4 separate regions of the Homo sapiens genome follow, and all the other regions are linked to region 4. Evidence: chromatin loops called from intact Hi-C (ENCODE). Cell type or tissue: sigmoid colon. All regions are shown on one strand.

What was found. A loop is a pair of places that touch in the nucleus more often than their neighbours do. Peaks named below come from ENCODE experiments on the same cell type or tissue, not always from the same donor. Only the 100,000 strongest peaks of a DNase experiment are listed, where the experiment ranks them.
Region 1: a loop joins it to region 4, with 4 times the contacts of the local background. A loop is called at or near these places in 8 of 110 quality-filtered maps.
Region 2: it touches region 4 in a loop (5-fold over the local background); 3 of 110 quality-filtered maps call a loop at or near these places.
Region 3: it touches region 4 in a loop (2.3-fold over the local background); 9 of 110 quality-filtered maps call a loop at or near these places.

The regions. Positions count from the first base shown.
Region 1 is chr2:121,079,263-121,081,762 of GRCh38, forward strand. No RefSeq gene overlaps it. Among named protein-coding and RNA genes, the nearest start is that of TFCP2L1, 200 kb to the right of the region's middle. In sigmoid colon, a CTCF peak has its summit at 1,110 (motif pointing left); a DNase peak (open chromatin) is centred at 1,099.
Region 2 is chr2:120,796,636-120,799,135 of GRCh38, forward strand. It overlaps GLI2 (GLI family zinc finger 2), which reads left to right. Exons shown (of 14, transcript NM_001374353.1): 2 at 656-833. The coding sequence starts at 686. Among named protein-coding and RNA genes, the nearest start is that of GLI2, 62 kb to the left of the region's middle. In sigmoid colon, no CTCF peak of the experiment used is centred here; DNase peaks (open chromatin) are centred at 1,116 and 1,426; H3K4me3 peaks cover 1,132 bases.
Region 3 is chr2:120,933,718-120,936,217 of GRCh38, forward strand. The region is part of intron 3 of GLI2 (GLI family zinc finger 2); the gene reads left to right. Among named protein-coding and RNA genes, the nearest start is that of GLI2, 200 kb to the left of the region's middle. RefSeq lists an enhancer at 740-1,939. In sigmoid colon, no CTCF peak of the experiment used is centred here; a DNase peak (open chromatin) is centred at 1,226; H3K27ac peaks cover 358 bases.
Region 4 is chr2:120,866,541-120,869,040 of GRCh38, forward strand. All of the region lies in intron 2 of GLI2 (GLI family zinc finger 2), which reads left to right. LOC124907880 (a long non-coding RNA gene) reads right to left here and starts at 862. Exons shown (of 2, transcript XR_007087220.1): 1 at 570-862; 2 at 1-251. In sigmoid colon, no CTCF peak of the experiment used is centred here; DNase peaks (open chromatin) are centred at 141, 431, 901 and 1,231; H3K4me3 peaks cover 1,704 bases; H3K27ac peaks cover 1,025 bases.

The sequences.
Region 1 (2,500 bases), 210 kb after region 4:
TGTAGGGCCTTGTTCTGCCTGACACCTTTATTAATCGCTCAGCCAGGAAGATAAACAGATTGTTAATTAAATTTGCAGATGTTGCTAAATTGGGTGGTGTTCTGATCGTTCAGTCCCCGGAAGATAGAATGGTCCCACATCGGGCCTCCGAGAGATCAGGCTGGGCCGATGCTAGGCCACAGGTGCTTTAGTGCGTGGGTAATAGCAATGCACTGATTATGGCCAGCGTTTGTTGAGCATTTACTGTGAGCCCAGGAATCACAGGTCTGGATTTCAGCTACTCACATGCTGGGGGCTTTGAGCAAGAGTTTTGCCCTCTCTGGGCCTGGATTTGTTCATCCGTGCAAGATAGGGGTCCCTCACAGCTGTGGCATTCATGAGCTTCAGTGTTTGGGACCTTGCCAAGTGGAGGCAGGGGCCCTGTTTTCCATTTCAGAGGGTGATCAGCGCCCACTGTCCCCGCACTAAGCTCTACTCTTTTGGGAAGTAGAGAGAGTCTTGAGTCCCGGATCTTGGGGTGGGGGGATCTGGGGGATCTGAGGGGTCTGGGAAGGCCTGATGCCTGAGGATCTGTATCTGTGTGCAGAGTCCAGGGGTCTAGGACATTGAGGGGCTTTGGGGCTGTAATGGTTCCTAGGAGTGTAAAGAGTCTAGAAGGATCTGAAGACTGAGGGCAGTTTGTAGGGGTTTGTAGAGTCTAGGGGTCTGAGGGTCTGGAGGGTAGGAGGGATAAACGGTTTGGGGTCCAAGGACTAGGGTTTGGGAAGCTGGAGGTGTTGGGGCCTGGGGGATCTGGTTCTGAGAGTTTTGGAGGCTTGGAGGTTATGGAGTCTGGGGCTTTCTGGAATTCAGTCTTAAGGGTCTGGGACTCTGGGATGGTTTGAGGACTTAGAAATCTAGCATATGGAAAGTCACAGGGTGTGGGGGTGCAGAATTGGGAGATGAGGAGTCTAGGAGACAGGAGTTTGGGGAGAGTCTGGAGTCTCAGTCTTGGTGGTCTTGGGAAATCTGGAGCTGGAAGTTTGAAGGTCTGGGATCTGACGGAAGAGAGCCAGGAGCTGAAAGCTGAACGTGGCCAAATAGCGCCACCTAGTGTCCATTTCTCCACATTACAGCCAGAAAGGAGGTGGCCTAGGTGGGCATTTCTGGAAACCCTGAGGGCAGCTGTGCAGGGAGGGGGCTGAGCAGAATCTCTAGGCTTACAAACTTGCAGTGTTACGCCCGCTCCTGGCAGAGAGTGTGTCCATCTTGTTCACTGTGACCCAACATGTAGAATAGCACCTGACATGTCCTAGATGTGCAATACTCTCTTCTTAAGTGAGTAAGCAAGGGAAATTCAATTTGAAAGTAGTTCACCTGACAAGGGCAATGCTTAACGCACACCCCAGTGTGAGCATACAGACACGCATGCCCACCAACAGCCAGCATTCATGGAACACTTATATTGCCCCAAACAGCACTATGATGTAGGCACCGCTGCCATCACCCTTTCACTGAGGAGGAACCTGAGACTTCCCACGTGAACGCTGTGCCCTGTATCCAGGGGAATTACAGAAAGTCTAGACCTGCACTGTTCCAGACGGTGGCCACTGACCAGGTGCAGCCAACAGTGGCTAGTTCACATGGAGATAAGCTCAAAGTGTAAAATATGCACTGCATTTCAAAGACGGTATAAATACAAGTAAAGGACCACATTAATAAGTGTTTATGTTAAACGCACGTCTACATGATCATTTTTGGATATGTTCTGTTGAATAATCAGTTTCTTTTTCCTTTTAAAAATATGGCTCCTAGAAAATTTAAAATGACATCGATTGCTGGCGCCCTACGTCTCAGATAGCGCTGGTTTAAAGTGAGTCACTGATCACTGGTGAATAAGACTCAAGTCTTGGTGGTGGGTGGGTGGGGACAAATTTCTCCAGGGGTGCCTGGAGGTAATGGGGGAAGCCTGACTGGTGGATCTGCGTGTGGGGGAGAAATTAGTCTAGGAGACAAGTTTAGCCAAGGAATGTCCCACAGAGTAGAGTCCTTGAGGGACCAGATGTCAAGTGCCTCTTGAGGGGCTAGAACGTAGGTCATCAATACAATCTAACACTCCTACCCCCTACTTCCTCTCCCTCTCCCCTTACTTGGGCCTTAGGGATAGGTAGAGAGTTGGGCAAGGAAAACTCATTCCAGGCAAAGATGTTGGGTATGGGGAGGAAGGCATGTTGCTTAGAAGAGGGATGAGGATGCTGGGCAGCTCCAGTGAGTGGAGAGGGCGGGGTGAGTGGGGCAATGGGTGTGGCAGAGAACGAGAGGCTAGAATGCTGCGTAAAGAGGTCTGACTGGGGACAGATGTCAATGGTGAGCTGGGGCTGCATCTGTGGTCTGCAGGGCAGTGGGGCCACCTCATGTGTGCTTGACTCTACAGCACATGCTGTGCTAGAGCCCAAGCGGGTCCCCAGGGCACAGATCCACCAGGCAAGCTGGTCCTGGCTCCATCAGGCAGGGCTCTAGA
Region 2 (2,500 bases), 70 kb before region 4:
TCCTGAGCCACCTCCCACTCACTGAGATTAAATCTACATTTATTTTCCCCTTGTTTGCCCCCAAGGAGAATGTAAACTCCACATATTGTATCTTCCGCACCAGGCATGATGCCTGATGCATACTAGGGGCTTAAAAATATGTTGACTGAGTGCGTGTGAGTCAATAAAGGATGAACATTTATTGAATGAATGGGTGAAGGAGTGAGCGAACATGCAGATGAATAAGTGAAAGGTTCTGGTGAGCAGGGAAGCCACCTGAAAATGAGGGCCTTTCTTTGAGGACCTCTAGGTCATTGTCACTATATTTGTTTTTATTTTCCCCATGATTCACAGACAGAGGTCATTGTTTCTGACTTTATTTCCCTCATCAGAGGCTACCCGCCACTCATATCAGTAGGAACCTGTTACTTAGATTTTGTAAAATCTGGGTAAAAGATGATGAGAATGGCCTGCAGTTGTCCGTGAGGTCGTTCAGAAGACCAGACGAATCCCAGGACTAATAATTCTCAAAATTAATTAAACCCTCCTTCCCAATTATAAGAGAATTAGAATGAAGTTGGTTGCTTTAGGAGCGAGCGGCGGTGTGAATCTGGGTCGGCGTTTCCCGGCTGGGTTTGGGCTCAGTGTTGGTGAGTGTCTTTGTCTTCTCTTTTAGGATTGCCACCCAGGACGATGAGCGGCTGAGATGGAGACGTCTGCCTCAGCCACTGCCTCCGAGAAGCAAGAAGCCAAAAGTGGGATCCTGGAGGCCGCTGGCTTCCCCGACCCGGGTAAAAAGGCCTCTCCTTTGGTGGTGGCTGCAGCGGCAGCAGCAGCGGTAGCTGCCCAAGGAGGTACTTTCTGTTTCGCACACTTGGAGGGCAGCAGGGGTGTTTTTCATTAGCCCGTTAGGATTTAATTAGAGTGGTGGCCCATGTCGTCAGGGAGGCATGCTGGGTTTATGGAGGGCGAAGAGGAAGGCACCTCTGCTCCCAGGAATCCCAGGCACCATGAAGGTCACCTGTGAGTTTGCTAAGAGGTCTGGCCACCCCAAGTCCAGGGGGCTGAGCTGCCTCAGACAGCGGTGGGTGGGGCCTGAGTACTGGGAGGGGAGAGAGGGAGGAGGGGAGAGAGGGAGGAGGGGCATGGTCGCTGCCAGGCAGCCCTGGGGTGCGTGCAGCTGGCACATTTGAAATGTGCCCAGAGAACTTCTTGCCTCTTGCCCGCCAAGGACTGTTTTGGAAAGTAATTGTCTCCTGATGCCTTCTGGCTCTAATTAGAGGGTCAGGTTCGGGATTTACTATCTTAGGTGAATTTTTGGCCAACTTAATTATAACAAAAGAGACTACACGAGCCACAGCCTCTCATTTTACTGCCCCAAAGAGAAAGACTCTCTGGTTTCTACTGGGCCATCCGTGCCAGCATCCCGTTGGGAAAGTTTGGCGGGAAGGCGAGACCTCCGCTGTGTCTGCACAGTCCATCTGGAGGCCACAGAACTATTTCTGTCTCGGAGGAATGGAGAGACTTCGATTTCTTTTCCTCCCTTTTTGTTCCAGTGCATTTAGTCAGGCCCTGTTGCTCTCAGGGCTGAGGCACAGCTCAGAGAGCAGGCAGGGAAGAGAATGCGCCTTTTCTTCCGGCGGGCGCTTGGGCAGCGCCCCTCACACTTTGATGTATACACAGTTGTTGGGGGCTTGTTTTGGTGGAGACCCCGATTCAATTAAGTTGGGGCAGGGCTGGCTGAGTTTCTGCATTTCTGTTGGGTGCCAAGATGATGCTGGGGCTGCTGGTTCACAGGCCACGCTGGGGCCGGAGCCCAGGAACATGGAAAGACCCTCGGAGGGGCTTAGGAGTTGGTGCTTCTACGAGTGGACCTGAGGGCCTGCGGGGGGTTGTTACTGTATTTACTTTTATTTTTCCTGCGGTTCTAAGTGGGAGGTCATTATTGGGATGTGTGGCTCATGTCAGGAAAGGGAGATCTGAGGTCAACCTTCAGGCCCCTTGGGGAGGTGGCCTTCTGAGCTGGACGATGCCTCTCCACCCTGTGCCCCTTGGACGGGGACTCTCTAGGCCCTCCCTCTGTGAGGAGGGGCCAGCTGGGGGTGGAGGAAGAGCTCTTAGGTGGAGTGGGAGGAGCCAAGCGCACAGGGAGGGAAGAGCTGGTGGAGCGGCCCTGGTCCTGGGGCCACACATGGTCTTTTCCTTCCCCTGGGTCAGGGCCATCCTTGGCCTGTGGGGGCACCTAAAGCTGCCCCTCTGCCCATGCTCTGAGGCCTTGTGAGCTCCAGGAAGCCTGGCCTCTGTGTATGTCTGGCCTGCCCCAGGGTTTTCAGCGGGAACCATCCCCCCATCCCTCCGCCCCACACCCTGCCTCTCCAAGCCATGAGTGGATCATGAACCACCATGGTGCAATTTCCTGATGTGTCACATTAGTAGAGGACAGACTTAGGCAGTAATTAGACAGTAATTAGAATGTAATTGCCGGGGAGCCCCTCTAGTGTCAGGCTGAGTTCTCATTATT
Region 3 (2,500 bases), 67 kb after region 4:
GTCCGGCCTGCCCTGGGCCAGCGTTAACTTGTGTCCTGGAGAGGAATGTAGAAGTCCATGCTCCTGGTTCGGGGGGCTGGGGTGGACCTTCAGCTCCCTATGTTGCTTTTGAGGACCTTTCCAGCCCTGCCCTGCCCTGCCCTGCCCTGCCCTGCCCTGCCCTGCCCTGCCCTGGGGCTTCAGAGAAGACCAATTTCAGCTGCTTCCTGCCCAGAAGGGCGTACAGAAACTGCCCCATGCAGAGGTTCCCAAACCTGGCTGCAGATCTGAACACACAGGGTGGGTCTTAAAGATGCCCATTCTCAGGCCCTGGCCCCAGGAGTTCTTGTTGATTTTCAGACTAGGGTGAAGCCCGGAAATCTGCTTATTTACAGGCGCCCATAGGCCAGAGTTTGGGGACCACTGCAGGCGCCGCTGCTTGCTTGACGTCCGGGAAAGCAGCCCCAGAGCTGCTTGTTGGCTTTCTGGACTCATCACTGACAGCGCCTCGCCGCCAAAACACGGGTTGTTAAAAATCCCCTGGTTCCTCGTGATAACCCATTCACAGACAAGTCCCTCCTAAACCTATTCATATGACCTAAACCTATTCATATTCTCAGCTTGCAAAAGGCAGTGAGTGTATGGGGTGGGAACAGCTGCAGTATCTCAGCCTTCCTTTCTCCTCCTGCCTGGCACCATCTGACCTCTGACATCCACGACTCCACCCCCGACCTGACCACTGCTGATGGCTTCCTGCAGATCTCTTGATCCTGAGCTGTAGTTGGTTTGCATTGCATTGGCAGTCACGGCCCAAGGCCACCCTTCCTGGAGGAGTGACGAGGGGGCTCTTGCTGGCACAGATGGCTCAGGGTTGTAGCTATCAACCCAGGCCCAGGTATGTTAGGGCAATAGAGTGAACGCCAGCTGGTGGGCATGGGGGCCTCACCTCCCTTTCATCTGCATGCTTGGTCACGCAAAATGCATATTACCCAGGGCCTCCGGAGACAGCATTAAGAGTGTCTGAAGCCCCACTTGGTCCCCGAGACTGCATGTTAATGGGGATGTTTAGCCGGGTGTCGGTGTGCCTTCACTTAAGAGAGTAGTTTCTTTGCTGCCACTGGGCCGAACTCATGAACTTTCCAGTCTGGGGGGATTTGAAGATTGCTTTTTCCAAGGTCAGTGTCCCATAAAGACTGCACCGTTCACCATGAGATTAATGAACACAGCAGCCTGCTCAGCCTGTGACTCACCAGTGTCATCCCGGGCCTTTATGACTCTGTCCTCAGTCATTCACTGAGACGGGTGGGTTGAGCAGAAAGATATTTTCTTCTTGATTCTTGGCACAGCACCCGAGGTTCACGATTCATAGAGGATTGGCTTTGTTTGTTTTTTGGGAAGAACCTTCTCCTCCCTCTGCAAACATGCTCGTTTCTTTTCAGAGCCTAGAGGAAGGAGGAGACTTCCGAAAGGCATGTCCACCTGCCCCCTGGGATGAGATGCTGGGTGGGCCCAGCGTCACCCACCAGGCAACTTGTCCTTCCTTTCCACGTGGGTCCACACTGCCTCTCCATCTCCAGGGAGCTCTTCCTTAAAACCGGCTGTTGCTGACCACTTCTTCAGAGCAACTGGACAGCAGGTAGACAGGGAGCCCAGAAACCCTGGGTCCAGGCGATGTGTCGGGCAGCACATCCTTCCACGGCTGTCTGAGGGTAGACCGACTAGATGTGGAGCCTTGGCTCACTGTGATGTAAACGGCCCTGAGACCCCATCAGGCAGGCCCCTCCCCATCTCTGGGCTGTGGGATACTTGGGTCAGACCAGCAGAGGAGCAGTAGCAGGAGTCTGTGCCCAGCCGCCGGCTTATGTCATGTCACCCTCCCTGCAAGGTGGGATTATCACTCCCCAATAATCACTCCCACTTGATAATTGGGGAAACCGAGGCATGGGGAGGCTGACTGCCTTTCCAGTGACACACTCCTAGTAAGCAGCATAGATTACTTACTGGGCATTTTGACCCCCCACCCCTTGCTAAAATCTTCCCCAGCTCTGAGAGCTTCAGATTCCAAAGCCAAGAATGCACTCGCTGGGCTGCGTGGGACAGACAGCTCATTTATAATGGAATCTGGCCTGTAAAAGTTTAACGAGGAGCGTGTGTGATAAGACGGGCTGGTCTTTGATCTTTACTGAACGCCAAAGCCCTCGCACAAGAGGAGCTGCTGGCTCTGGGTTTTGGAGAGAGCCGTGGTGGTCAGCCGAGAGCAGGAGGGGCCAGGGAGTGGAGCAAATCTTGATGTGCAGGCCGAGGTGGGCGTGCAGTGGGGGAGGGGCTGCGGCAGGATCGGGATGAACTATTCGGTTCCTCTCCTGTCCCTCGGGGTCCCCACTGTCGGACATTTCCCCTCCACACCCCCAGTATGTAGACAGAACAGGGTTGAGGCCGGGGCTCACATCTTGCCTATGCTGCTTATACTCTTCACATCCTTGGGCTTGCTTAGCCCCACAAGCCTCAGTGGCCCCATCTC
Region 4 (2,500 bases):
GTGATGACGACAATAGCAATGACCCCTCCCCACCCCATTATGTCTCCTGCCATCCCCCACCCCCATTAGCAGAAAATGCAGCATCCTTGCACATGGCACCTGGCAGACAGGGCGGGTGGTGAGTGGCTGAGTGGAATCAGCAGTCCGGGCAGCCCTCACCAGCGGGTCCGTGAGCTTTGGAGGTGCTGAGGTTCCAGTCTTCTGTTTGATTGGAACTCCGTGTCCCAAAGTACTTTTCACGTGCCCACTCCCTGCGGAAGGGAAAAGAGGGTGGGTGTGATTTTCCACAGCTTGATTCGAAAGACTGAAACTCGATGAGTGACATTTCAGGCTGGCTGGGGATGTGGGTTCAGATCCCCCCATGACCCCTGTGTGTGAGGAGCCACCTTCACCTGCACTGCCCGCAGGGACTCCACTTCCAGGCTCTGCAGCTCTCAGTGCCCTCAGGGAACTGCAGGGAGCCGGCTCAGAAGGTGCACAGTGGCCTGGGGGCCAGTCATGTCTTTCACAGCCTTGTGCGCCTTGGACAAGTCTCCCTCCCTTCCCGGGCCTCAATTTCCCCTTCTTACCCAGTGGGCTGCCTAGTCCACATGGCCCCTAAGATCCCACCCAGCTTCCTCTTCCTCTTGGGGCCACAGAGTCAGGAGTTGGAGGCAGCATGACCCCCAAGTTCCAGACCCTGGAGGGCAGCCGCTGCCCCTGGAAGGCATGCCGACGTCAGCTTCTCCCGGGAGGCGGAATTCATGCGGGCCCTAGTCTGAGAAAGGCACCCGCAGGGTGGACAGCATGCTGCCCGCCAGCAGTGTGGCTGGATCCCCGAGTCCAGCCAGCCTTTCCGTTAGCCAGCCAGCCAGCGAGCGCTCCTAAACCCTGGCCGCCGCCGGTTATAAATGATTCATGCAGCCCCGCCTCCCTCGGCGGCCACTTGATGTTCCCTGCGCTCCAGCCCGGCGGTCCACCGCCTCTCCTGCCGCTGGGCAGTGCCGCCGCTGGGCAGTGCCCTCCCCGCACCGCCGCCCCTCTGGGTGCTGCGTCCCTCCGCCCTCCCCGCACGCTGGGTAAGTTGAAGGAGGACGGCAGCTTTTCCGGAGACGCTCCCTGGAAAGGAGTGCTGATGAGGCCGCTCTTGTGTGTGAAGGCCTGGCCTGCAGCGCCCTTCTCCCACGTCCCTTCCCCTTGTCTGCTGCGCTCCAAGTTTGAAGCCAGCAAGCATAAGTAGGCGCCAAGGCAGGGAGGCTGTGCTGGGCCTCAGGCGGGGGGAGCTGGAGGGAAGGAGGGAGGGAGGATGGGGGAGGAAAGGAAGGAACTGGGTGGACACAGCTGGAGGGGAGGAGAGAGAGGGAATGTGGGGAGGCATGGAGGCACTGCCGAGAAAATGGAGCAAGAAAGTGAGGCGGCTCCTGCGTGGACCCAGGCGAGCGTGCCAGGGACTGGGGGCTCTGGAAGATTCACACTGTCAGCCGTAGGCGTTCTTTCCTGCCCCCCCAGCCTCCCGCAACGGATGTACTCCGAGCCCTTCGAACTCTCGGGGTACCAGTGAGAACTCTGAACTGAGAGTTTCTTCTGAGATCCGGCAAAGCCGAGCTTCTGAGAGCTCAGTCTTCGCCACTTCAATTCCCCGCGGTTTGAGCTGCAAGGAGGACTCCAGACAAGAAGCTTTATTGTCTGCGAGTCCCAGCTCACGGTTACTTAGAAAAACATGTGTGTGTTAAAACAGCTTCCCGGGGGACCATGCTGTTTTCGCGTGAGGAATGAATTTGGGGAAAGTTAAGTATAGGAGAGAAGGAAACAAAATCATATCGAACAGGAATGTTCTGGAGGCTTGGCAAAATCTAGAAGACACTTTATTTCATCGTCTTTTTTCTTTGCAACATCTATCGAATCTTTCTTCTTTTGACTTTCTAAAGGGCTTTACCCAGCCCTGCCTTCTGGGCCCCAGAGGTCCTAAAAGTGGGAGGACTTTTTCCAGTGGGAGGTGATGCTGCCCCTAAGGCCTTGCAGGGAAGGAACAGGCAGGGGCAGCTGGCCCCCTCCCTCCTGGGGACACTTGCATTTTCCCTTTGCCATTCAGAAACAAAGTTAGGTAAGGAGGTGAGACCTTCCTGGGAGCTGCCTTTTGGGAAATGGTGATTGTGACCTCAAATCATGTCAGAGTGTGACTTGCTAGAAGAGAAATGGTCGAGGGAAGAGGGGGCGGGTGACTGGAACCCTCAGGTAACAGGTAGGGATGCAGCAGCAGTGTCCTGGAAAGACCCTTCTGTGCATTTTGTGGGGAGACTTTCCAGGCCAAGGCAAGGAGAACGTGTGGCATCTTCTGAGAGGGAAAGAGGAGCTCAAGGAAGAGGGGAAAGGTCATTGCCCTTGGACCTTGCAGGAAGCAAGGTGCAGGGGCGGGCACATCGTATTGGAGGTCATGAGATTTGGGATCCTCTCAGTGCACTGGGAAGGACATGACCAGGTGGTTGTGTGGGGACATGGCTCTAGCTGCTTTCTGGAGACA